Linked DNA regions of Homo sapiens: region 1 is linked to region 2. Evidence: read pairs that join two places in POLR2A ChIA-PET (ENCODE). Cell type or tissue: PC-3. All regions are shown on one strand. Each heading gives the region's core, and the rest is flanking DNA. Links, peaks and the distances in the headings are about the cores only. Region 1 holds the start of SLC7A9 (solute carrier family 7 member 9). Region 2 holds the start of SNORA68B (small nucleolar RNA, H/ACA box 68B).

Evidence for each region. ChIA-PET counts read pairs that join two places held together with the same protein. Peaks named below come from ENCODE experiments on the same cell type or tissue, not always from the same donor. Only the 100,000 strongest peaks of a DNase experiment are listed, where the experiment ranks them.
Region 1: POLR2A ChIA-PET joins it to region 2 with 30 read pairs; 2 of 35 experiments call an interaction of 5 or more read pairs at or near these places.

The regions. Positions count from the first base shown.
Region 1 is chr19:32,864,794-32,874,024 of GRCh38, reverse strand. It overlaps SLC7A9 (solute carrier family 7 member 9), which reads left to right and starts at 4,258. Exons shown (of 13, transcript NM_014270.5): 1 at 4,258-4,339; 2 at 5,380-5,577. The coding sequence starts at 5,491. RefSeq lists enhancers at 2,908-3,430, 3,431-3,953, 5,395-5,970. In PC-3, for the core only: no CTCF peak of the experiment used is centred there; no DNase peak of the experiment used is centred there.
Region 2 is chr19:32,604,360-32,613,655 of GRCh38, reverse strand. It overlaps ANKRD27 (ankyrin repeat domain 27), which reads left to right. Exons shown (of 29, transcript NM_032139.3): 23 at 5,824-6,021; 24 at 7,702-7,821; 25 at 9,232-9,296. SNORA68B (small nucleolar RNA, H/ACA box 68B) reads left to right here and starts at 5,187; the gene lies at 5,187-5,319. In PC-3, for the core only: no CTCF peak of the experiment used is centred there; no DNase peak of the experiment used is centred there.

The DNA.
Region 1 (9,231 bases), core at 1,232-9,231, 260 kb before region 2:
TGGGACTATAGGTGCACACCATCATGCCTGGATAATATTTTTAAATTCTTTTCGTAAAGACAGGCGCTCGCTATGTTGCCCAGGTTGGTCTCAAACTCCTGGCCTCAAACAGTCTCCCTGCCTCGGCCTCACAAAGTGCTGAGATTACAGGCGCACAGCCACAGCACCCGGCCCCCAAAATAGTAACTCTTTATTAAAGATGTTTGATGACACAGAACCCTCTTTCCCCAAAATCAGCAGCGATCACAACTTTCATCATGTGTGGCCACCGTGGTTGAGAAAAGAGGCAGCGACCATGAATCGTGACGAGGTCGGTGGGGAAGGGAGCAGGATGGGAAGTCGTGTTTTGACAGCATGCTGCAACTGTCTTCCCCACGCAGGTTATTTAATGCAAAACCATATTACTTGGAACACATAAAAATGATGGACAAAGTTCGAAGGCAGAATTGTACTATTCCAATAGTTGTTGGATATATATAGATTGTTCCTAGATAAGAGTTTTGAAATTATGTTTATGCTTTCCTTGCTAATTGTTTTATGGCTAGACAGCACGTCCCTGACATCGAAAGGCTTTGCACATCGCTAACTCATCACAAGTTCTTCTGGTTGGAATTCAGGTAGTAAGGGAACAAACAACTCTTCTATCTGTGGTAGTATGCCAGTTATTTCTGTCTTTTGGGTCCCCCTCCAAATCCCCAACTGCTACCGTCAGCAGCAGTGGGAAGGAATACAAGACCGAGTGAACTTAATGAATAGGAGAAGGTGAAAACTTGAAGGCAGGTCTGGAACAAGCTTTCAGCGGTAAAGGAAGATTCAGCCTCTGCCTGAATGTTTGCCCAAGACCTTGCCTCTGTCACGAGGACAGTGAATTAGAGAACAAGGCACCCAGCTGGGCAGCCCAGAGGCTGTGCAGAAATGGACTGACACTATGGGATTAAAGACGTCTTTAAAACCATCACAGGAGGCCAGGTGCAATGGCTTACGCCTGTAATCTCAGCACTTTGAGAGGCTGAAATGGGAGGATCACTTGAGCCCAAGAGGTCAAGGCTGGAGTGAGCCATGATCACGCCATTGCACTCTAGCATGGGAGCAAGAGACCCTGTCTCAGACACAAACCATCACAGGAGAAGGAAATGTTGGGGCTCAGGACACACCACCCCCAAAATATGACTGTAGGAGACTAGATATATATCACCCCAAATTATACTTCTTTGGAATATTTTGAGCTGGTTATTCTGAGAAACTGCAGACACAACAGGTGTAGCTCTGAAAAGCTGCCCTTTGCAAAAGAAATGTATGTCATGAAGGAAATCTACATTAGTACAAGTATCTGTACCAGGAAGAGACAACTTTTATTACCTGAGAGACTTATATCTGCATAACAAGACGACCTTTATTCGCCATGCATTTCCTCCCCTCACCATCCCATTACTAGTCCCTACCTGCCCCAGAAGCCCCAAGCCCCTAATCCTTATATAGCTCAGGATGCTATATAGGGTTTAGTCATCTGGCCCTTCTTCAAGTCTCTTGTTTTGTGGGACTCAGTTGCATATACACATAATTAAAACAGTTTTCCTCCCATTAGTCTCAATTCGAAGCCCAACCAAAGAACCCAAAAGGGTGGAGAGAAGCATTTTACCCTCCCCAACTGAAATCAAATGTGCACCAAATATAAGATAAAATGTAGATGGTGTGAAGATCTTCACACTGCAAGCATTTTTGCAATCGGAAGGGAAAAAGCACGGGTTGAAAATGAAGGTCAAGAGTCTTTAGCAGAAACTTAAGAAATAGAGTGGTTGGGCGGGTGTGGTGGCTCACACCTGTAATCCCAGCACTTTGGGAGGCTGAAGCGGGTGGATTACTTGAGGTCAGGAGTTCAAGATCAGCCTGGCCAACATGATGAAACCCTGTCTCTACTAAAAATACAAAAATTAGCCGGGTATATTGTCACACATGTAGTACCAGCTACTCGGGAGGCTGAGGGAGGAGAATCGCTTGAACCTGGGAGGCGGAGGTTGCAGTGAGCTGAGATCATGACACTGCACTCCAGCCTGGGTGACACAGCAAGTCTCAAAAATAAATAAATAAAATGGTAAAAATGACAGTAGGATTTGCGCTTTGGGAGGCCGAGGCAGGTGGATCACTTGAGGTCAGGAGTTCAAGACCAACCTGGCCAACATGGTGAAACCCCATCTCTACTAAAAATACAAAAATTAGCCAGGCATGGTGGTGGATGCCTGTAATCCCAGCTACTCAGGAGGCTGAGACAGGAGAATCACTTGAACCCAGGAGGCAGAGGTTGCAGTGAGCTGAGATCGTGCCACTGCACTCCAGCCTGGGCGACAGAGTGAGGCTCCATCTAAAAAAAAAAAAATTGACAGCAGGGAGGTGAAACTTCAGTCACATGGCAGAAGCACTGGATACACAATGAACCAATGGTCTTCAAGAACTGAGGAAAATTTTGCTTTTTAAATGAAATCCGTATTATTTTCCATGAGGAAGAGCTTATGAGAATTACTTGAATACTTTCTGTGTATTCAAGGGAGGGAGAGGGTGGGACTGCGGTGAAAAACACAACTTTAAGAAACAGGCTTAAGAAATGCTCACCGTGGACCCAAAATGAACTGAAGTGGAGGTTTCTGACTTAACAAAGGACCCTCACATCCCGATGTTCCAGACTCGGCACTTGGAAGAGGCCCAGGAAGACCAGAGGGCTGGTCCCGGACATTCATGGAACATGCAAGTTCAGTGTGTTCCGTGAGGAGGCGCCTGTTGCTCGCCCTGCGTCGCAGGTTCAGACCCTGATCCTGGCAGTGCTGCCTGAGCCCATGTGGGTAGTGGGTGAGGTTGCAGGGCTGTCTGGCCCCAGCGGGGGACCACTGCCCCACCCTGATGTCCTCACGTGGTCTCCTGTCAGCCTGCCAGGAGCACTTTTGACCCAGGGGGTATTCTGTGGTGTTTTGCAAACATGGATGTGCCAGGTACTATGATGAGTGCTGCAACATTAGGAGGAGTGACCCCAGCAAGCCGGTGGGCAGGTTCTGTCTAGGGTGGCAGGACCTGCCACTAGCCTCTCTGCTCAGGGCTCTGGGCATGGCAGGCAGGTAAACAGGTGGGCCCTCCCAAGATGGGAGGTGACGAACTTCTAAATCAGGACCGTGCCTCTGGGACAACAAGGGTCCCTGTGCTCTGCAGACGGCTTTCAGAGAAACCTGTGCCTCTCTCAGGTCTGCTTGCCCCAAACTGCTCCCAAACTGACCCCCAGAGACTGGCCCAGCTCCTTCCATCCCTGACCTTTGCTTCCATCTGATATCTGGGATGCAGTTAAGTTTGGCCCAAGGCAAAGCTACCAGAGTTTTGGCTGAAGGTAACAGCTACGATGCTTCAGATGCAGTGCTTATGCTGTGCCAGGCTGTCTCATAAGGTCTCATAAGGTGCTTCCTTCCCTATCTGAAAGGGCTTCGTGCTGACCCCTGAGGCTGCCGCCTGAGCCTAGGTCCAATCGCAGTGCGGGAGAACCTCTGCTCCCTCCCAGAGAGATCCAGACCCTGGCAGCCCTGGATGCGGACCGGAGCTTCCTGGCCTTGTGTTGCCTGTCCCCCTCCGTTTCCCCGAAGGGGAAGGTTTTGTGTCCCTTGTGATGAGCCAGGACATGGCTACGTGAACAGCACCACAGCCAAACCTGATGGGCATTTGGCCGCAGCTGCAGGGAGGACACGAGGCCCTGCATTGCCTCAGGCCTGCTTGTGATTCCAAGTGGTGAAGCCCCATCACTGGTAAAGAGGAGTGGGACGGGCTCAGCCGCTCTCACCTGCTCAGCCAGAGGCAGGCCCTTGGCTTGGGGGAAATTCCTGGGCGGGGAGGAAACTGACCAACAGCTGAGTTACGCACACACAGCGGTTCCTGTTTGAGCTGCCTGACTTGGGTTTTAAATATAGCCTATTAAGGCAATTAGCGAATTGGTTCCAAAGTTTATCTCCTCTGATTCCCAAAGATAAAAGAAGGCATAATTTATTTTATCTTTAGGTAAAAAGTGTAGACGATTTGGGACCATCTGGTTTTAAAAAAATAATCTGACCTAGACACAAATGAACAAAACAAAAACGGTTTTGGAGAGAAATTGGTGTTCCTGACCCTCCCCTTTTTTGTGTGGCGTATCTAAGCTTCATTGCAAAAAAAAAAAAAAAGGTGTTTAATAATTACCCTTATTGACCTCTGTACCTTCTGGACTTCCTTTGCTCCTGGGCACAAGACATGGCCATTTCTAGGGTTGGACCGTGCAGGCACGGGCGGTCAGCTGGGCCGCAGCTCCTCCGGCTCTGCAGGGTCACGGAGGAAGGTAAGTAAGGTCAGTAGGTGATAGAAAGGCTCATGGCTCTCCTGGCCGGGGCCTGGACAGATAATTTATTTAGAGAGAGGGTACAGGAGTGCATGGTTTTCTCCTAGTTCAGTCTGGAACTGGGTTTCCTCGGCAATGTTTTCTTTCCTTTCATCACTCAATGAAAAAGTACCTGGCCAGGCGTGGTGGCTCACCCCTGAAATCCCAGCCCTTTGGGAGGCCGAGGTGGAAGGACTGCTTGAGGCCAGCCGGGGCAAATAGCAACACTCCCGTCTTTATAAAAAATATTGTAAAAATTTAAAAAGTACAAAGAAAAAGTACCTGTATTGTGGATCTGTGATGTATGGGAGTGCCTTTAATCTTGGGAAGGAATTATAAGACAGACACTCCTTACCTGGACTTGATTCTGATAAATACATTCCACAATATTTTCATTTTTTAATTTTTTATATATATATTTTTTGAAACAGAATCTCGCTCTGTGGCCCAGGCTGGAGTGCAGTGGCATGATCTTGGCTCACTGCAGCCTCTGCCTCCAGGGTTCAAGTGCTTCTCTTGCCTCAGCCTCCCGAGTAGCTGGGATTAACAGGCACCCACCACCACACCCAGCTAATTTTTTTTTTTTTTTTTTTGCATTTTTAGTAGAGACGGGGTTCGCCATGTTAGCCAGGCTGGTCTCAAACTCCTGGGCTCAAGTGATCCACCCACCTCGGCCTCCGAAAGTGCTGGGATTACAGACCTGAGCCACTGTGCCCAGCCCGGGATGTTGTTAAATATTTCTTTTTACTTTTGAAAAAAAATGAAGTTGACCATAGAGGTAGAATGACTTTCAAGGCACAGGCACGTGGGCCAGGAGGCTCCCGGGGCCTGTCTGGGAGAGAGCTAAGCAAGCAGCTGAGCTTTGGAGAGCAGCGGGGAGCTGTGTTCCCCTGCCTGGACAATGTTAATGACTGACTTTGACTCTGGGGCCCAGCGCATGAGCCCTGAGGGACTGGCAGCGGCCCCCACCTGCAGCAATAACCAACACTGTGCTTTTGCAGCCAGCTCCCCTAGTCCAGGCCGAGCTTGCACTTGCGTCTTGTCTGCTGCTGCTGAACCAAGATTTAGCTGTGCGCCCTCCTTGCAGTCTCCTGGAACCAGCAGGAGGAAACATGGGGGATACTGGCCTGAGAAAGCGGAGAGAGGATGAGAAGTCGATCCAGAGCCAAGAGCCTAAGACCACCAGTCTCCAAAAGGAGGTAAGGCGGTCTCTGGTGGGGCAGGCCCTTTGCAGGTTAGGCAAGGGCGTCTGAACGAGGGGCGCAGGCAGTGAAATCCGGGCCGATCCCTAGTGACACGGCAGAAGATGTACTCTTTGATTTGTGAAGTACATCTTTAAAGGGATAATCTCTGGACTTACTTCTCTTTCCCTCTCGCCAGGGAATTCTGCATCTTCTTTTTTTTTTTTTTTTTTTTGAGATGGAGTGTTGCTCTGTCACCCAGGCTAGAGTGCAGTGCTGCCATCTCGGCTCAATGCAACCTTCACCTCCCCGGTTCAAGGGATTCTTCTGACTCAGCCTCCCGAGTAGCTGGGATTACAAGCACCCGCCACCATACCCGGCTAATTTTTGTATTTTTAGTAGAGACAGGGTTTCACCATGTTGGCCAGGCTGGTCTCAGACTCTTGGCCTCAGGTGATCCTCCCAAAGTGCTGGGATTACAGGCGTGTGCCACTGCACTCGGCTGCATATTCTTTTTTTTTTTTTTTTTTTTTTTTGAGACAGAGTCTTGCTCTGTCACCCAGGCTGGAGTGCAGTGGTATGATCTCAGCTCACTGCAACCTCCGCTTCCTGGGTTCAAGCAGCTCCTGAGTAGCTGGGACTACAGGCATGTGCCACTACGCCTGGCTAATTTTTGTATTTTCAGTAGAGACGAGGTTTCACCATATTGGCCAGGCTGGTCTCCAATTCCTGGCCTCAAGTGATCCGCCCACCTCGGCCTCCCAAAGTGTTGGGATTACAGGCATGAGCCAACTTGCCCGGCCCGCATATTATTTTAAGTTCATAAATAGGTGCTTTTGTGTGTTGAGCAAGTGTCTAGACGGGCCAGTATTTTTGTTCAAACTAATGGCCTTTCCAGGAATGGTCAGAAAGGGCGTTCTTTTTAAAAATTTTTAAAAAAATTTTTTTAGAGTCAGGGTCTTACTCTGTCACCCAGGCTGGAGTGCAGTGGTGCAATCATAGCTCACTGCAGCGTCAACCTCCTGGACTCAAGCAATCCTCCTGCCTCAGCCTCCTGAGTAGCTGGGACTACAGGAGCACACCACCATGCTCTGCCAAATTTTTAACTTTTCAAAAAAATTCTTTCTGTAGAGTCAGTATCTTGCTGTGTTGCCCAGGCTGGTCTGGAACTCCCGGGCTCAAGCGATCCTCCCACCTCAGGCTCCCAAAGTGCTGGGATTATAGGCGTGAGTCGCTGTGCCCAGCCAGAGAGGGCGTTCTGATGGTTGAGTCCCCTCTAAATGCCTGTCCTCCTTATATCTGAATGGCTGTAGTGATGGGAAGTACTGCCCCCAGCATAGCCTGTTCTGTCTTAGAGGCATCTACCAGGGACAGCTGCTCTGAGTTGGGCTGCAGTGAGCAGCTGGGGCTGGCCCTGGGCCTGCAGGGAAAGGGAGCTTGGGGCTGGGGGGAAGGCAGAAAGGAGCTCAACACAGCACACTGCGCCAGTCCCAGGCAGTTGGGAGCAGCAGGTGCTGAGCATGGAGGCGCAGGGAGGGCTTCAGGCTCCTAGGATGAGGAAAGGCAGCTCCAGGTGAGCTCAGGATGGCTTCCGCTTCCAGGGCAGAGGTGTGGGCAGGGCCTCCGAGAGCTCCCATGCCTGGCAGCAGAGGGGATGGAGGAGGGACGGCACCAAGGCTTTAGGGCTTGACCGGAGGGCTGGCAATGGCCTGAATGGCTTGGCCTGGGACCCCCAGGAGGTAGACGATGGGCTGCAGCACTTTCCCTCTCTGCCAGTCTCAGGCCTGATCTCAGGAAGGGCCTCTTAGAACCCTGGTGGGCCCCAGTGGCCACAGAGCACAGCTGAGAAATCCCCAAGATGTGTCTTCTGAGCTGGGGACAGGTGTGGCGGCACACGCCTGTAACCTTAGCACTTTGGGAGGCTGAGGTGGGAGGATCCCTTGAGCCCAGGAGATCGAGGCTGCAGTGAGTCATGATCGCGCCATTGCACTCCAAGCCTGGGTGACAGAGCGAGACCCTGACTCTAAAAACCAAAAATCTGAGCTGGGTCTACTCCTCAGTCAGGCAGCTTCAGGGCGAATGCAGACCTCACCCACATCAGAACCCAGGCAGTCCCTCAGCAGGAGGGAGGATTCTGGAGCCAAACTGCCAGTCCTGGGCAGGGCTGAGATGAGGAGGAGAGCTGAGCCCATCCCCGCCCTGTCCTGGAAGTGCGCCCTGGCCCTGAAAGCAGACGCTGCTCCCCAGGGATCCCACTGGTGTGTGCAGAGTCCTCAGGGTGGCAGCCTGCAGCTGGGAGCCCCTCATCCCCTGCGATCTGACTCCAAGCCCAGCTTCTTCCCAGACAGGTGAACATGGGTGCTGGAAACTTCAGGCTCTGGAGATCTGGCCGGGGCTGCTTCTGAGGACGAGTGTTATGAGTAGGGCTTGAGTTGGACTTTTTTTTCCTCCTTGATTGGTGTGTAATTTACATACAGTGTAATGTGCAGGTTTTTTTTTTTTTTTTTGAGACAGTCTCACTGTCACCCAGGCTGGAGTGATTGTAGTGGCTCACTGCAACCTCTGCCTCATGGGTTCAAGAGATTCTCCTGCCTCAGCCTCCTAAGTAGCTAGGAACAGGTGTGCACCAAAATGCCTGGCTGATTTTTGTATTTTTTAGTAGAAACGGGGTTTCTCCATGCTGGCCAGGCTGGTCTCCCACTCCCAACCTCAGGTGATCCGCCTGCCTCGGCCTCCCAAAGTGCTGGGATTACAGGCATAAACCACTGCACCTGGTCGAAATGTACAGCTCTTTAGTGCTGAGTTTGGTGAGTTTTGACAGATGTACCACCCCAGAAAGCTCCCTCGTGCCCCTTTCTAGGCAGGGCCCCAGCCCTGAATTCCTGTGGCTGTGGATTAGTTTCACCTGTTCTTGAACTTCACAGGCATGGAACCATCTGGTGTCTCTTTGAGCTGGGTTCTGTTCTCAGAAAGCTCCCATCCTAGCAAATGGCACTGGGCCAGGCACGGCGGCTTACGCCTGCAATCCCAGCACTTTGGGAGGCTGAGTTGGGAGGATTGTTTGAGCCCAGGAGTTCGAGGCTGCAGTGAGCCATGATCTCACCTCTGTGCTCCAGCCTGGGTGACAGAGAGAGATCTGACTCTAAATAAATAAGTAAATAAAAATAAGATAAAAGAAAATGGCACCACAGAAAGTTCAGAGTGCCCAAATGTTTCTGTTTCTGGGAGGCCTCCGTTGCTCACCCTGCATGGAGCCTCTGGCCAGGACTCTAGGCTCAGAGGCGTATCCCGAGGGCCTTTCTTATTGGTGAGCTGTTGCCAAGTCAGCCTTTTCATTGAGGGCACAGGATCACGGTTAGGCACGTGGAACCTGAGCCAGGTTTCCCCCTCTCTAGCTGTAAACCCCGGACAGCCTCCTAATCTTTCTGTGCCTCAGCGTCCTCCTCTGTCCATGGGGGTGACACAGTGTGGCCAGCTCGCGGGGCTGTCACGATAATTAATCACGTTAACATAAGCAAAGCTCCGGGAGCGGTGCCCCGGTGTTGCCAGGGCAGCCGCTCAGGGTGGAAGCGCCTGGGACATGGGCTTTGGCTGGGGCCGCCCTGGCCGTACCGAGGGAGGGTGGCACCTGGCCTTCTGGGCTGGGTCCGGGCGTGGCACTAACGCCCTCTT
Region 2 (9,296 bases), core at 628-8,627:
ACTCCGTTTGATTCCACACTGTTGCCTAGAATCAGGTCTGTTTCTCCATGGCGGGGTGGCATTCCATTTGTTTAATGGTGGCATATACTCACTGTGGAATGTCCAAGGACATGTAGTTTGTTGCTAGTTTGGGGAATATTACCAATAAAACTGCCACGAACAAACATTAGAGTAGACGTTTCGGTAAGAACACAAGTTTTCATTTTTCTAGGATAAGTGCCCAAGAGTGCAATTGTGGAGTCATATGGTCATTGCATGGCAATTCCATGGTTCATTTTTATAAGGAACTGACAGTCTTTTCCCAAGCAGGCTGTATCATTTTACATGCCCACCAGCGATGTATGAGTGATCCAGTTCCTCCTCGTCCTCCCCAGCACTGGGTGTGGTCATTATTTTCTGTTTTAGCCATTCAGATAGGTGTGTAGTACTATCTCAGTGTGGCCTTAATTTGCATTTCTCTAATGGCTGATGCTGTTGAACAGCTTTTCATGGGCTTATTTGCCATCTGTATATGTTCTTCAGTGAAATGTCTGTTCATTTGTTTTGCCCATTTTCTAATTGGTTTGTTTTTGGCTTTATCGTTGAATTTATATATTCTAGATATGTGGATATTTGTTAGATACGTGCTTTGCAGACATTTTCTTTCAGTCTGTAGCTTGTCTATAATTTCCTCACATGGGCTTTCACAGAGAAAAAGGTTTTTAGACATCTCATTTGTCAGTATTTCCTTTTATGGATTATACTTTTGGTGTCAAGTCTGAGAATTCTTTGCCTTGCTCTAGATTTCCAACTTTCTCCTGTTTTTTTTAAGTTATAATTTTATATTTTATAGTTAAGTCCATGATCCAATTTGTGTTAATTTTTACTCAAAGTGTGAGATTTAGGTTGAGGTTCTTCTTTGTTTTTTCTTGCCTACAAGTGTCCACTTGCGCCAGCACCATTTGTTGAAAAGCCTCTCCTTCCTCCCGTGACTTGCCTTTGCACCTCAGTTGGCTATAGATTGTGTGGATCTATTTCTGGGTTCTCTGTTCTGCTGCATTGATCTATGGGCCCATCCTACCAGTACCGCGCTGTCTTGATGACTGATGCTGTGTAGTAAGCCTCAGTATTGGATTGAATGATTCTTCCTAATTTATTCTTCTTTGCCAGGAATATTTCAGCTATTCTATGGCCTGTGCCTTGCCATGTAAATTTTATTTATTTATTTACCTATTGCTTACTTACTAACTTACTCACTCTTATAGTACCCAGACTGGTCTGAGCTATATCAATTTTAGAATTAGTTTTTGTATGTCTACAAAATACCTTGCTCGGATTTTGATAGGAATTACATTAAACCTATAGATGAACTGGGGAGAAATAACATCATATGACTCAACGTATGTTGAGTCTTCATGAACATGGTACATCTCTCCAAGTATTTAGGCCTTCTTTGACTTCTTTCATCAACATTTTGTGATTTTTTTTCAGCATACAGATCCTGCCTGTGTCATGTTAAGTGTACACCTCAGTATTTCATCTTCTTTCAAGCAGTTGTAAATGGTATTGCATACATAGCATGCATTCATGTGTTAGCTATCTAATTATAGATGTGTATGTCCCATACTAAGAGAATTAGGCTGGGCTCAGTGTCATACACCTGTAATCCCAACACTTTGGGAGGCCGAGGTTAGAGGATCACTTGAGGCCAGGAGTTTGAGACCAGCCTGGCCAACAGAGTAAGACCCTGTCTCTAAGAAACTAAAAATATAAAATAGAAAATAGAAAATGAATTTGGCCGGGCACGATGGCTCACGCCTGTAATCCCAGCACTTTGGGAGGCCGAGGCGGGTAGATCACCTGAGGTCAGGAATTCGAGACCAGCCTGACCAACATGGAGAAACCCCATCCCTACTAAAAATACAAAATTAGCTGGCCGTGGTGGTGCATGCCTGTAATCCCAGCTACTCGGGAGGCTGAGGCAGGAGAATCGCTTGAACCCAGGAGGCGGAGGTTGCGGTGAGCCGAGATCGTGCCATTGCACTCTAGCCTGGGGAACAAGAGTGAAACTCCATCTCAAAAAAAAGAAAATGGATTTGACTTTATAAAATAGATAGAGTGGTGTTAGCCTTTATATTGTAGGATAATTTTACCATTTCTAAAAAGAACTTCAGCGTGGGTGACTCTAAGGATATTGAAAATGACTAAAGTTTTCCCTCACACATTTTTCAGCTGTGAGGTAACATGTACACTGGGGATGTGCACCTTTTGACCTGGCCCCCTGCTGCTGGATGCACATGGTCCAGAACACAATTTCCCCGAGGTGGGTGGCTATGAAAACACAGGATAAGAAAGGCAGATGGTGTTCCCTAGCATCTGGTGGGAAGTGATGAAGCCCTCGGGCCCTCAGTACCTGTGTGTGGCGAGATTGCTGCATCTCCGCTGCTGCTGTTTTTGCCATTTTTCTCCTCCCTGTGTTTTCCCACTTTAATTACACAGTAAAATACTGTGGAACTCAATTGGGTGAAGTCTTAGGTTCCCTGTACTTCTAAAACCTCTTATTCTCTTTTTGTGATTTCTCAAAAAGACACACCACTAAACTGCTTCATGTCTGTGATTAAATGAAAATCCACTCCCCCCATCCTCTTCTAGCCCAGTGATTTATTTTATTTTATTTTATTTTATTTTAATTTTTAGAGATGGGGTTTCACTCTGTCACCCAGGCTGGAGTGCAGTGGCACAATCATAGCTCACTTACAGCTTGGGACTCCTGGGCTCAAGTGATCCTCCTGCCCCAGCCTCCCAAAGTCCTGGAATTACAGGCATGAGCCACCACACCAGGCCTCCAGTGGTGTTTAATGTATTACTTCTTTTTTTTCTTTTTTGAGACGGAGTCTCCCTCTGTCGCCCAGGCTGGAGTACAGTGGTGCAATATTGGCTCACTGCAACCTCTGCCTCTCGGGTTCAAGACATTCTTCTGCCTCAGCCTCCCGAGTAGCTGGGACTACAGGTGCATGCCGCCACACCTGGCTAATTTTTGTATTTTTAGTAGAGACAGGGTTTTGCCATATTGGCCATGCTGGTCTCAAACTCCTGACCTCAAGTGATCCGCTTGCCTCAGCCTCCCAAAGTGCTGGGATTATAGGCATGAGCCACTGCGCTTGGCCTAAACTTTTTTTTTTTTTTTTTTTTTAGAGACGGTCTTGGTCTGTCACCAAGGCCAGAGTGCAGTGTTGCAATCATAGCTCACTGAAGCCTCAAACTCTTGGGCCCAAGGGATCCTTTTGCCTCAGCCTCCCAAATGGTTGGAACTACAGGCACGTACCACCATGCTGGGCTATTTTATTTTATTTATTTATTTATTTTTTGAGACAGGGTCTTGCTCTGTCGCCAGGCTGGAGTGCAGTGGCGCCATCTCGGCTCACTGCAACCTCTGCCTCCTGGGTTCAAGCAATTCTCCTACCTCAGCTTCCTGAGTAGCTGGGACTACAGGCATGCGCCACCATGCCCAGCTAATTTTTGTATTTTTAGTAGAGACGGAGTTTCACCATGTTGGCCAGGATGGTCTCGATCTCTTGACCTCATGATCCACCTGCCTCGGCCTCCCGAAAGTGCTGGCATTACAGGCGTAAGCTACCTTGCTGGCCTATTTTTTTTATTTTTGTAGAGACAGGGTCTTGGCTGTGTTGTCCAGGCTGGTTTCGAACTCCTGGGCCCAAGCGATCCTCCTGCCTCAGCCTCCCAAAGTGCTGAGATTATAGGCGTGAGCCACCACACCCGGTCTCCAGTGGTGTTTTAGAATTTGTTTTTAAATCTTTTATTGAAATATAATTATATACATTATAATTTATATAATTTATATTTACATAAAGCATATGTATTTAAAGTATACAATTTGGCAAGTTTTACAGATATATAAACCTGTGAAACCATCACCACCATCAAGATACACAACGTTTCCCTCACTTGCAAGAGTTTCCTGTGAGATTTTGCCTTCCCCCCCACTATGACCCCCCCATTCCCCCATCGCCTCTCCCAGGCAACCCGTGACCTGCTTTTCATCATCATGGATTAGTTAACACTTTCGAGAATCTTTTGTAAGTGGAATTCTAACGCATGTCCCTTTTCATGTCTGCCTTCTTTGACTCAGGATATTTTTGAGACCCATGTTGGATCAGGAGTTCATTGCTGGATAGTAGTTGATTGGGTGGACACACCAGAATTTGTTGTTTCATTCACCTGTTAATGGACATCTGAGTAGTTTTCCTGCTTCTGGATTTGTAAATAAAGCCATTGTGAACATTTGTGTACAGGCCTTTGTGTGGATATATACGTTGGTGGGTAAACACCTAGGAGTTACAGGCCTTTGTGTGGATATATACGTTGTTGGGTAAACACCTAGGAGTATAATTGCTGGATTATATAGTAAGGATATGTTTAACCTTAAAAGAAACTGCCAGTTTTCCAAAGTGGTTGGAGTAGTTTCTGTTCCCTCCAGCAGGGTTTGAGCATTCCAGTTGCTCCACATCCCTGCCAACATTTGGTATTTTGACTTTTTTTTTTTTTTTTGGAGATGGAGTCTCGCTCTGTTGCCCAGCCTAGCCAACGTGGCAAAACCCTGTCTCTACTACAAATACAAAAATCAGCCAGGTGTGGTGGCACACGCCTGTAATCCCAGCTACTTGGGAGGCTGAGGCAGGAGAATTCGCTTGAACCGGAGAGGCAGAGATTGCAGTGAGCCAGGCTGGATGGAGTGCAGTGGTGTGATCTTGGCTCACTGCAACCTTCGCCTCCTGGGTTTGAGCGATTCTACAGCCCAATGCATGCCTGTAATGTAGCTGGGATTACAGGCAGGTGCCGCCACACCTGGGTAATTTTTGTATTTTTGGTAGAGACGGGGTTTCACCATGTTGGCCAGGATGGTCTAGAACTCCTGACCTCAGGTGATCTGCCCACCTCGGACTCTCAAAGTGTTGGGATTACAGGCATGAGCCACTGTGCCCAGCCTTGAGTTTTTAACTTTAGCCATTCTGATAAATATGCAGGGTATTTCATTTAGTGTGTGTATGTATGTGCACATGTGTGTTTTCCAGCTTCTTTTTTATTTTTGAGATATAATTTACATATAATAAAATTCAGCCTTTAATTTAGCATACAGTTTTTTTTTTTAAAGAGGTAACATTTTTAATCATCAAAAAGTAAAATTATTCTCACCTAAACCCAAGAATCACTGTTTCTTATAGCGGTGGTTTAAACAGAGGTGCAAACAGCAAGTGAATCTCGTCGCCTTTGCGGGGCTGTGGCCATGCCCCTCAAAGGAAATTTGGAGGCTCTACAGCCCTGGTGAAAAAAAAAAAAGTGAAATTAGCCAGGTACAGTGGCATACATCTGCAGTCTCAGCACTTTGGGAGGCTGAGGTGGGAGGACCACATGAACCTGGGAGTTCAAGACCAGCCTGGGCCAGCTGGTGAGACCCCATCTCTACAAAAAAAAAAAAAAAAAAAAATTAGCTGGGCACAATGGCTTGCACCTGTGGACCTAGCTACTTGGGAGGCTGAGGCGGGAGGATCACTTGAGCCTAGGAGGTCGAGGCTGTAGTGAGCCATGATGGTGGTGCCACTGCACTCCAGCCTGGGCAACAGAGTGAGACCCTGTCTCAAAAAAAAAAAAAGGAAGTTGTTTTTTGGCATGCCACATACTTCTAAACAAATTGGAATCCATCCTGGATCCCGCCATGATCCCGCATTGTGTGTGGGAGCTGTGGGGGGCACATGGTGCCAATCACTCCAGCCCAGTTTCTTCAATACTGATGACGTTTGTGTTTCCATCTTCTGCGCTTCCCAGAGGCTGGCGAAGGTTCCTGCCAGTGGGCTTGGTGTGAACGTGACCAGCCAGGACGGCTCCTCCCCGCTGCATGTCGCCGCCCTGCACGGCCGGGCGGACCTCATCCCCCTCCTGCTGAAGCACGGGGCCAACGCAGGTGCCAGGAACGCAGACCAAGCCGTCCCGCTCCACCTGGCCTGCCAGCAGGGCCACTTTCAGGTTCGGGCTGTGTGTTGGGGGTGGTGGAGCAGGGTGTCTGCTTTGGGCTAGGACCTTGTGCTTGGTAGGAACGCTGCAGGGGTTTGGTGGCTACCCTGGAGGACACTGCTCCCCCGAGCCCTGAGATTCTGAGGTGCACACGGTAGGCCACTCAGCCTCGGAGCACAGAGCCTTGATGCTCCCTGGGGGTGGAGCCAGTCCCTGCCCCACTGCCACTCCCATCTGGGTGATACCGAGGTTGTCATTCTGATTCTTGCCCCCAGCAGGATCTGGCTCTTGAGCTCGTGTGGTGGCCACCGAGCACTGTCCCCATGGTCATCTTACCACCTTTACACCCCGACAGTGCCTTGCTCTGGGCCAAACAGTTCAGCACTTCATAAAGAACAGTCAGGGCCCCATAGAGGGGCTCAAGGAAGAATTTTGAATTTTGGAGTGATTAACTTTTTGAAAGTGCTGGGGTTTTTTGCCTTTTTTTTTTTTTTTTTTTTTTAAGACATCACCTTGCTCTGTCTCCCAGGCTGGAGCGTGGGAGTGCAGTGGTGCAATCTCAGCTCACACTGCAGCCTCAATCTCCTGGGCTCAAACAATCCTCCCATCTCAGCCTCCCTCCCTAGTAGCTGGGACCACAGGCGTGCACCACCACACCTAGATAAATTTTTCTTTTTTTTTTTTTTTTTTTTTTTTTTTTTTTTTTTGTGGAGATGGGGTTTCACCATGTTGTCCAGACTGGTGTTGAACTCCTGAGCTCAAGCGATCCTCCCACCTTGGCTTCCCAAAGTACTGGGATTACAGGGATGAGCCACAGCACCAGGCCCTGCTTTTCTTTAAGGAAAACTGTGTGTATATTTTTTCATTTTCCTTTATCAGTTCTACTGTTAACTTTTTAAAGAAAGGAGCCATATTTCAGGTCTTGCATCTCTCTCGCCAACACCTAGCATAGAGCTTCAGGCATGGCTTTCCTAATCTGTAAATTCGGAGTGGCGATTGCAGCTCTCCCTGAGGTAGAAAGGATAGAAAGGTGAAGTGAGATCACTGTCGCCCAGCACATCGGGTGAAGTGAGATCACTGTCACCCTGCGCTTCAACCGCACAGAGCAGCCCCGCAGCAGATGGTAGCCCTCCCCTCTTCACCTGGTCCCTTTTCTCCTGAGAGTCTAAAGTCTTCTCAATAAGCTCAGAGACGGCTGGGCGTGGTGGCTCATGCCTGTAATCCCAGCATTTTGGGAGGCCGAGACGGGTGGATCACCTGAGGTCAAGAGTTCGAGGCCAGCCCTGCCAACATGGTGAAACCCCGTCTCTACTGAAAATACAGAAAATTAGCCAAGCGTGGTGGCAGGCGCCTGTAGTCCCAGCTGCTCAGGAGGCTGAGGCGTGAGAATCAGTTGAACCTGGGAGGCGGAGGCTGGAGTAAGCCAAGATCACGCCACTGCACTCCAGCCTGGGCGACAGAGCGAGACTCTGTCTGGAAAAAAAAAAAAAAAAAAGAAAGAAAAACCAAAAAGAACAACAACAAAAAAATAAGCTCAGAGACAAGTCAAAAGAATATCAAACTTGAGCATTTCTCTCCAGAAACTTTGTTTTCTTATTTTATTTATTTATTTATTTATTTTTCATAATTTTTCTCTGGCAGGAAATGACAGAAATTTTGATTAAGTTTGCACGTTTTCCTTCTCTGGCCCAGGTGGTGAAGTGTCTGTTAGATTCGAATGCAAAACCCAATAAGAAGGACCTCAGTGGAAACACGCCCCTCATTTACGCCTGCTCCGGTGGCCATCACGAGCTTGTGGCACTGCTGCTACAGGTGAGGGCCCCTTCCTGTCCTCATTCTACACACCTGCGCCAGTTAACAGGGCGCCTCCACCCAGCGACCCCCGCAGCGCACTGGGGATGGAGAGGCCCGGCCACCCATCAACCCCAGGCCTCTGGGGAGAGGAGCAGGGCGTGCGTCTTCCCACACGGGGTTCTCCGATGGGAACAGATGGTGCCCCAGCATCTGGGATGCGGTCTCAAGGGCTCCGACGCTGCTTTTGCCAAGGGTTTGGGTCTCACCTCACCGACCGGGAATGTGTCACGCTGTTACCTGAGCATGGGCTGAGTGGCCGCCTCTGTCCCTGCTGCTCTTGAAAAAGGTTATGTGAATGCATTAGAATTTCTTAAAGAAGTAGGGAAAAACCAACCTGTCCATGACTGTGCTACTCAAGGGAAACTCATTATGGTGGACTTTTGACAAATGTGTATAGTTTCAGTGTTATTTATTAATTTTTTTTTGAGACAAGGTCTTGCTCTGTGGCCCAGGCTGGAATGCAATGGCACCCTCACAGCTCACTGCAGCCTCAGTCTCCCAGGCTCAGGTGCCTCAGCCTCCCAGCTAACTGGGACTACAGATACATACCACTGCACCTGGCTAGTTTTTGCTGTTTGTTTTTAGTAGAGATGGGGGTCTCACTATGTTGCCCAGGCTGGTCTCAAACTCCTGAGCTCCAACGATCCTCTTGCACTGGCCTCCTAAAGTGCTGGATTACGGGTGTAAGCCACGGGGCCTCGCCAAGTATTGTTTTCTCTTTTTCCGAGATGGAGTCTCGCTCTGTCACCTAGGAATGCAGTGGCTTACTCTCAGCTCACTGCAACCTCTGCCTCCGGGGTTCAAGCGATTCTCCTGCCTCAGCCTCCCGAATAGCTGGAACTACAGGCGCCCACCACCATGCCCAGCTAATTTTTTTGTTTTTTGGTGTTTTTTTTTAGTAGAGATGGGATTTCACTATGTTGGCCAGGCTGGTCTTGAACTCCTGACCTCAGGTGATCCACCTGCCTCTGCCTCCCAAAGTGCTGGGATTATAGGCATGGGCCACTGTGCCTGGCCCCAAGTATTGTTTTCTGTCTTAATGTTATTTAATGTAGAAACTTATTTACTCAAACTTTGATTTTTAATGGTTGCATAACTATGGATATACCATAGTGATTTTTTTGAACCTGTTTCTGCTCTGTACATTTAAGTGGCTTCTGTTTTCTCTGCTATTAGGATAAATGCTGCAGCGAACTCTTTGTCTATAAATCTTTTTTTCTCAGTATTACTTTTCCTCCCCAAATTTTAAGGAAACTTTCAGACATAAAAAAAACAATGTGTTTTATAGCGAATACCTGTATACCCACAGCCAGATTCCATGCTGACGTTTCGTAGCGTTCCTTTTGATCGTGTGGTTTCTCTTTCCAGCACGGGGCCTCCATTAACGCTTCTAACAATAAGGGCAACACAGCGCTGCACGAGGCTGTGATTGA